2 separate regions of the Homo sapiens genome follow, and region 2 is linked to region 1. A link is an interaction called in ENCODE POLR2A ChIA-PET data of the cell type or tissue named here. Cell type or tissue: B cell. All regions are shown on one strand.

The links. Peaks named below come from ENCODE experiments on the same cell type or tissue, not always from the same donor. Only the 100,000 strongest peaks of a DNase experiment are listed, where the experiment ranks them.
Region 2: POLR2A ChIA-PET joins it to region 1 with 5 read pairs; 8 of 35 experiments call an interaction of 5 or more read pairs at or near these places.

The regions. Positions count from the first base shown.
Region 1 is chr17:29,553,098-29,557,097 of GRCh38, forward strand. No RefSeq gene overlaps it. Among named protein-coding and RNA genes, the nearest start is that of ABHD15, 12 kb to the right of the region's middle. In B cell, no CTCF peak of the experiment used is centred here; no DNase peak of the experiment used is centred here.
Region 2 is chr17:29,755,896-29,759,895 of GRCh38, forward strand. The region is part of intron 3 of SSH2 (slingshot protein phosphatase 2); the gene reads right to left. Among named protein-coding and RNA genes, the nearest start is that of SSH2-AS1, 120 kb to the left of the region's middle. In B cell, no CTCF peak of the experiment used is centred here; a DNase peak (open chromatin) is centred at 2,076; H3K4me3 peaks cover 1,739 bases; H3K27ac peaks cover 3,522 bases.

The sequences.
Region 1 (4,000 bases):
ATTAAAAATAAATAAATAAATAAATAAATAAATAACAAAAATTAGCCAGGCGGTGGGTGCCTGTAATCCCAGCTACTAAGGAGGCTTAGGCAGGAGAATTACTTGAACCTGAGAGGCGAAGGTTGCAGTGAGCCAAGATCAGGCCACTACACTCTAGCCTGGGTGACAGAGTGAGGCTCCATCTCAAAAAAAAAAAAAGAAAAGAAAATAACTTTTGGGTTTTTTGTTTGTTTTTTTGTTTTTGAGGCAGCCTCTCTCTGTTACCCAGGCTAGAGTGTAGTGGCCTGATCTTGGCTCACAACAACCTCCGCCTCCCAGGTTCAAGTGATTCTCGTGGCTCAGCCTCTGAAGTAGCTGGGATTACAGGTGTGTGCCACCAAGCCCAGCTAATTTTTGTATTTTTAGTAAAGATGGGGTTTCTCCATCCTGGCCAAGCTGGTTGCGAACTCCTGACCTCAGATGAACCATCTGCCTCGCCCTCCCAAAGTGCTGGGATTACAGGCGTGAGCCACCACACCCAGCCAAGAAAATAGTTTTAAGTACCATTTTTAAAAGTATAATTTAGGTTGGGCCGGGCGCGGTGGCTCACGCCTGTAATCCCAGCTACCCCGGAGGCTGAGGCAGGAGAAAGGCGTGAACCCGGGAGGCGGAGCTTGCAGTGAGCCGAGATCGCGCCACTGCACTCCAGCCTAGTTTACAGAGCGGGACTCCGTCTCAAAAAAAAAAAAAAAAAAAAAGGATAAAGTATAATTTAGGTTACCTACCATATTGAAAAGAAGACTTAAAGTGGCAGTTTTTTAACTCCTAGAATGTCGACATTTGAACTATTTTGAGATTAACATTTCTATAGTGTTTAATTTGCTTGCCTCAAACAGCTGTGTGGCAGCCAGGTGCAATGGCTCATGCCTGCAGTCCTACCACTTTGAGAGGCTGAGGTGGAAGGATTGCTTGAGACCAGGAGTTTGAGACCAGCCTGGGCAACATAGTGAGACCCTATCTATCTACAAAAAAATAATAAAAATATTAGATGAGCATGGTGACACATGCCTGTAGTCCCAGCTACTTGGGAGGCTGAGGTGGGAGGATTGCTTGAGCCTGGAAGGTTAAGGCTGCAGTAAGCCATGATCATACCACTACATTCCAGCCTAGGTGACAGAGCTAGACTTTGCCTTGCAGAGCCAGGATTAGATCCCAGACCTCATCTCCAGTATTTTCAATATACCCACCTGAATTTGGACTAACTCAATGGGGTTAAAAAACAAGATTTCTAGGGCATAGAGGCTCATGCCTATAGATCCCCCCCTACTCAGGAGGTTGAGGTGGGATGATTGCTTGAGCCCAGGAGTTTGGTGTCCAGCCTGGGCAACATAAGGAGACTCCGTCTCTAAAAAAAGATTCTTTGTTTTCTCCTCACAATTGGGTTCTTCAAATTACAGTGGGATGAAAGATTCGAGTTATGCTTAGAATTTGAAATCTATCCTACCTGACTATAAAAGAAATTTGAACATAAAATTAGTCATGGGAGGTCGGGCACGGTGCCTCACACCTATAATTCTAGCACTTTGGGAGGCCAAGGCAGGCGGATCACTTGTGGTCGGGAGTTTGAGACCAGCCTGGCCAACATAGAGAAACCCTATCTCTACAAAAATACACAAATTAGCTGGGTGTGGTTGCGCATGCCCGTAGTCCCAGCTACTTGGGAGGCTGAGGCAGGAGAGTTGCTTGAACCCAAGAGGCGGAGGTTGCAGTGAGCTGAGATCATGCCACTGCACTCCAGCCTGGGCAACAAAGTGAGACTCTGTCTCAAAAAAAAAAAAAATTAATCACGATTGTCAGCTAGCTTCACAGCCCCTATGCCATCACCTACATCACATTTCGCCAGCTGCAGAATCAGGGTCTTCCTGTATGTGTCCTGGGCAATTAATGACTTTACCTTTTGCTACCCTATTTTCAGGTACTTGTTCTTAACGGATACAGGGAGAGAAGGCTGCTGAGGGTGTTAGCTCTGTGCAGGCTGTGCAGTGAAATTTAAAGGGTGCCATTTGTAGATAACGTGCATGGCTCCCCCCATGCAGTTGTGCACCCCGGCAGCTCTGAAGAGAGATACCCTGAAACCCCCACCTTTTTGTTAAAATCCTTTACATTTTGGAGTCCAAAATGGACATTGTTTAGTATCATCTCAGACAGTGATTAGGAAAAGGCAAATAATGTATGGCATAAAGAGCACTAATTTGGGTCTGGTCTTAGCCCCACCACTAACCATGAGATCTTAAAAGTCACATCGTCTCTGACCATCTATAAGAAATAGAAATGCAGATGGTTTTTGACAAAAATTGATGTGAAACCAATTAGCTGTGACATAGTATCAGTGTGTGTGTACATATATGGGGGTGGGGATGGGGAGAGTTTGTCCTCAACTGGGCAACCCAAACCCAACCTGTGAGGCTCAAAGGTGCTGCTCTTCCAGGCCCTTCCCAACTTTGCAGTGCAATTAATAACTGGAACTTCTTAGCCTTATAAGATGTTGATCAGAGAATAAAGACTGTGATTTGAAAGCAGATGCCCCTTCATCATGGAGGTCTTTGAGCTATGGCTGAGGAATTAGAGTCTTGGAGAATGGGATCTGTTTGCTATTAAGTATCTCATTATATCCTAACAGACCTTATAAATTAAGGCCTATACACATTCCCAGTCTTTTCATATGGAACAACTCATAAAATAACTTTCTCAGGGTCACTTAAGTCATAGATGAAGTAGAAACTGGAACCCACATCTCCAAACTATTACTTCAGTATCCTATCAACACACAAACACTGTTTGCCCACTGAATAATATATTTGTTGTAGGCACCATCAATGATCAGGGAATTGTGCGCCTGCTGGGAAATTATTAGCCCAGAACAGGAGACCTGGTTATTGATTAAACAGAGCTGCTGCTGGTTAGTGTTAGGCCACACGAGGCTAGATCTACAAAAGTGAGGCAACATCCAGTGGCTAGAGAATGTGCACTGAGGCTCTGCTAAACGCCACAGTAGGCAAGCATGGCTTAGTACACAGAAGACTTCAGAAGACAAACAGCACATATTTGTTTCTGGAGATTTAAAAAATAATAACATTCCAGTGTTACTGGGAGACTGATTTACTATTCAGAGACAAATAAGTTGGAGAGAAATTTTTTGTTCAACCATACTAAATACTAAGGCAAGGTATTGCATTATTACAAGGTAAGACTAGAGGGACTAGAGACTTACTTTTGATGCATGAGTGTCTTATTGTTTCAATGAAGTATCATTTTACCTTCAAAACTTTAGCTCCGGCCGGGTGCGATGGCTCACTCCTATAATCCCAGCACTTTGGGAGGCCGAGGTGGGCGGATCATGAGGTCAGGAGATCGAGACCACAGTGAAACCCCGTCTCTACTGAAAATACAAAAAATTAGCCGGGCGTGGTGGCGGGCGCCTGTAGTCCCAGCTACTCGGGAGGCTGAGGCAGGAAAATGGCGTGAACTTGGGAGGCGGAGCTTGCAGTGAGCCGAGATGGTGCCACTGCACTCCAGCCTGGGCGACAGAGCGAGATTCCGTCTCAAACAAACAAACAACAATAAAAAAAAACCTTTAGCTCCTCTGAGCAAGTGCGACTAGAGCATAATCATTGGCTATCTTAAAAATATACTCTGATGCCAGGTGTGGTAGCTCACACCTATAATCTCAGACTTTTGGGAGGCCGAGGTGAAAAGATCCCTTGAACCCAGGAGTTCGAGACCAGCCTGAGTAACATAGTAACAAACCCTATCTATACAAAAAATACAAAAATTAGCTAGGCATGGTGGTGCACACCTGTAGTCCCAGCTACTTAGGAGTCTGAGGTAGGAGGATCACCTGAGCTCGGGAGGTCGAGGCTGTGGTAAGCCATGATCACACCACTGGGCAATCCAGCCTGGGTGACACAGCAAGACCCTTTCTCTAAACAAAACAAAACACTCTGGGCTGGGAATGGTGGTG
Region 2 (4,000 bases), 200 kb after region 1:
TGTGATCCACCCGCCTCGGCCTCCCAAAGTGCTGGGATTACAGGGGTGAGCCACCGCGCCAGCTAAATTTTATTTTCAAAGAGATAGAGGCTGGGCGCGGTGGCTCATGCCTGTAATCCCAGCACTTTGGGAGGCCGAGGCAGGCGGATCACCTGAGGTCAGGAGTTGGAGACCAGCCTGACCAACATGGGGAAACCCCGTCTCTACTAAAAAAAGAAAGAAAAAAAATTAGCCAGGCGTGGTGGTGCATGCCTGTAATCCCAGCTACTCGGGAGGCTGAGGCAAAAGAATCGCTTGAACCCAGGGGGCGGAGGTTGCGGTGAGCCCAGATCACTCCAGCCTGGGCAACAAGAGCGAGACTCTGTCTCAAAAAAAAAAAAAAAAAGAGAGGGAGATAGATAGTCTCCCTCTATTGCCCAAGCTGGAGTGCAATGGCACGATCATAGCTCACTGTAACCTCGGATTCCTAGGCTCAAGCAATCCTCCTGCCTCAGTCTCTTGAGTAGTTAGGACTACAGGCATGAACCACTACACCTGCCTGCCTGCCTGCCTGCCTATCTGTCTATCTATCCATCCACCCACCCACCCACCCATCCATCCTCTCTCTTATCTATTTATTAGAGACAGGGTCCTGCTACATTGCCTGGGCTGGTCTCAAACTCCTGTCCTCCCAAAGTGCTGGGATTACAAGTGTGAGCCACTGCCCTTGGCTCCAATTTACTCTTTAACACAATTCTCACAGGATTTGTTTTTTGGTGTTTTGTTTTGTTTTTTTTTGAGATACAGTCTCACCCTGTCGCCCAGGCTGGAGTGCAGTGGTGAGATCTTCGCTCATGGCAACCTCTGCCTCCCGGGTTCAAGCAATTCTCCTACCTCAGCCTCCGGAGTAGCTGGGACTACAGGTGCGTGACACCATGGCTGGCTACTTTTTTTGTATTTTTAGTAGAGATGGGGTTTCACCATGCTGGCCAGGCTGGTCTCGAACTCCTGACCTCGTGATCCATCTGCCTCAGCCTCTCAAAGTGCTGGGATTACAGGCGTGAGCCACCCTGCCTGGCTTGTTTCGTGGTTTCTAAACCCACAGCAAACCTGAGGGCAGCAAATGAGAAAGGGCAAAAAGCTCTTTTGAGAGGGTTCTCAGCAGTGACGAGAGAACCACTGGGCTAAGTGTACTCATGTATCAAGGTACTCCCTCCCCCAAATACAAAATCTTTTGAGTCAGTCTTCACTTAGGACCCTAAATCTGAATTGTTTAGCTGCTCCCACTAGTTATTGCTATGTACCACAGGGAAATACTCACAGCACTTGAGGTTTACAGAATCAGGTCTTAGAAATAACACTTCCCTTTAGGAAAGAGCTTCTTAATCTTTTTTGAGATCACAGATCACTTTGAGAATCTGATTTTAAAATATATTTATTTACTCAACATTTTCATATAATCTCAAGGAGTTTGACTTTCTGAAGCCAATCCATAGACCTCTAGGTGACCATGGACCTCAAATTAAGAACTTCTTTATTAGGTGCTAACAGTGGATATATTTAAGTTCATAAAGTTTAGTAGTTTACTCAGAATGATTCCTAATAATTTTTTTAATGATGATAAGCTGTGCAGCACTATAAATGCTAAATAAACATGACCTCTAAAGTAATACTAATAAATACAGTTTAGAAGAAGTGAATATTATAGCAAGTCTCTTTAAAGAAAAAAGAAGTGGCTGGGCACGGTAGCGCACTCCTGCAATCCCAGCACTTTGGGAGGCCAAGGCAGGAGGATCACTTGAGCCTGGGAGTATGAGATCAGCCTGGGCAACAAAGTGAGATGCTGTCTCTACAAAAAAAAAAAAAAAAGAGAGAGAGAGAGAATTGCTTGAACCCAGTGGCAGGGGTGGGGGGTGGGGTGGGGGGCCGGGGTTGGGGGCGCCAGAGGTTGCAGTGAGCCGAGATCATGCCACTTCACTCCAGCCTGGGTGAAAGAGTGAGACTTGGTCTCAAAAAAAAAAAATTAGCCAGGTGTGGTGGCATGTGCCTGTGGTCTCAGCTACACAGAAGTTGAAGCAAGAAGGCTGCTTGAGCCCAGGAGATCGAGACTGCAAGTGAGATGTCTTCAAGCCATTTCACTCCAGCCTGAGTGACAGAGCAAGGGCCTGTCTCAAAACAAAACAAAACAAAACAAGAAACAAAGAAAAAAGAAGTGGGAAAATAGAGACAAAAATAAAAGACAAATATTCCAAAAATTCTTTAAAAGTTTGTCTTAGTAGGAAAACTCAGTATAGCAAATATATTTTTCAGGAAGTTGAAGATTTCAGCAGTCAAAGATAATTCCTCAGACTGCCAAGTCTCAAAAGTGACCTTGCAACTACTAAGGCAAAATATCATTTTTATAGCGGTTAAGGGCAGTGGCCTAGGAAATAGATCTGGATTCTAAGGACAGTTTTGTCACTTACTACCCATGCGGCCTTGAGCAACTACTTACCTTCTCTAAGCCTCAGTTTCATTATCTGTAAACAGAAAAATTAGTTCATAAGGTTGCTATGATTAAATGAGATAGATGTACATTAAACTCAGCACTGTGAAAATGGTCAATAAACAGCAGCTATTAGTTATTAATTTCAATTAACTTTTTGTGCAGAGATTTACAGTTCACAAAGTGTTATCAAATATATGATTTCTTAGGATCTTATGGGGTAAAAACCACTGTATCCCCATTTGACAGTGGAAGAAACTGATGTCAAATTATTTACCCAAAGACATTAATTAGTAGGAAAAAAAATTTGGACTTGATTGACCAGAAAACATGATTTACAACTCCTTTCCCCCCAAAAAGCTTATAATCCCTGTCTTTTAAAAATTATTTTATTATTATTATTTAAAGAGGCAGGGTCTTGCTCTGCCACCCAGGCTGGCATGCAATGGCACACTCATGGCTCACTGCAGCCTTGAACTCCCGGGCTAAAGTAATCCTCCTACCTCAGCCTCCTGAGTAGCTGGGACTACAGGTGTGTAACACCACACTCTGCTAATTTTAAAAATGTTTCATAGAGACAGAGTCTCAGTATGTTACCCAGGATGGTCTTGAACTCCTGGCCTCAAGTGATCCTCCTGTCTCCCAAAGTGCTGGGATTACAGATATAAGCCACTGTGCCTGGCCTTTTTAATTCTTTTTTATTTTTTTGAGACAGGGTCTTGCTCTGTCACCCAGGCTGGAGTGTGGTGGCATGATCACAGCTTACTGTAGCCTCAAGCTATCTTTCCACCTCAGCCTCCTTAGTAGCTGAGACTATAGGCATGCGCCACCGCACCTGGCTAATTTTTTCTATTTTTCTTAAGATGGAGTCTCACTATGTTGCCCAGGTTGGTCTCCAATTCCTGGGCTCAAGCAATCCTCCCACCTCAGCCTCCCAAAGTGCTGGGACTATAGGTGTGAGCAACCACACCAGGCCCTTTTAAATTCTTTTTATTGTGCTTATTAGGTTGGTGTAAAAGTAACTGCAGTTTTTGCTATTACTTTTACTGGCCATGAATATACATAGCATAAAATTTACCATTTTAACCATTTTAAGTGTACAGTTCTAGGGTATTAAATATTTTCACACTGTTGTGCAACTACCACCATCCATCCCCAGAATTTTTTCATCTTCCTCAAATGAAACTTTGTTCTCTTCAAATACAAATTTCCTACCCCTTCTCCTTCAACCCCTAGCAACTACCATTCTACTTTACTTCTCTCTGAATTTGACTTCTATAGATAGGTACCTCATATAAATGAAATCATATAGTATTTATACTTTTGTGACTGGCTTATTTCACTTAGAATAGTATCTTCAAGGTCATTCATACTGTAGCATTATGTCAGACTCCTTCCTTAAGGCTAAATAATATTCTACTATATGTACATACCACATTTTGTTAATCCATTCATCCATCCATGGACACTTGGGTTGCTTCCACTGCCATTTTTAAAGTACTGTTAACACTATTATTTTCATACTGGTTATCAGTG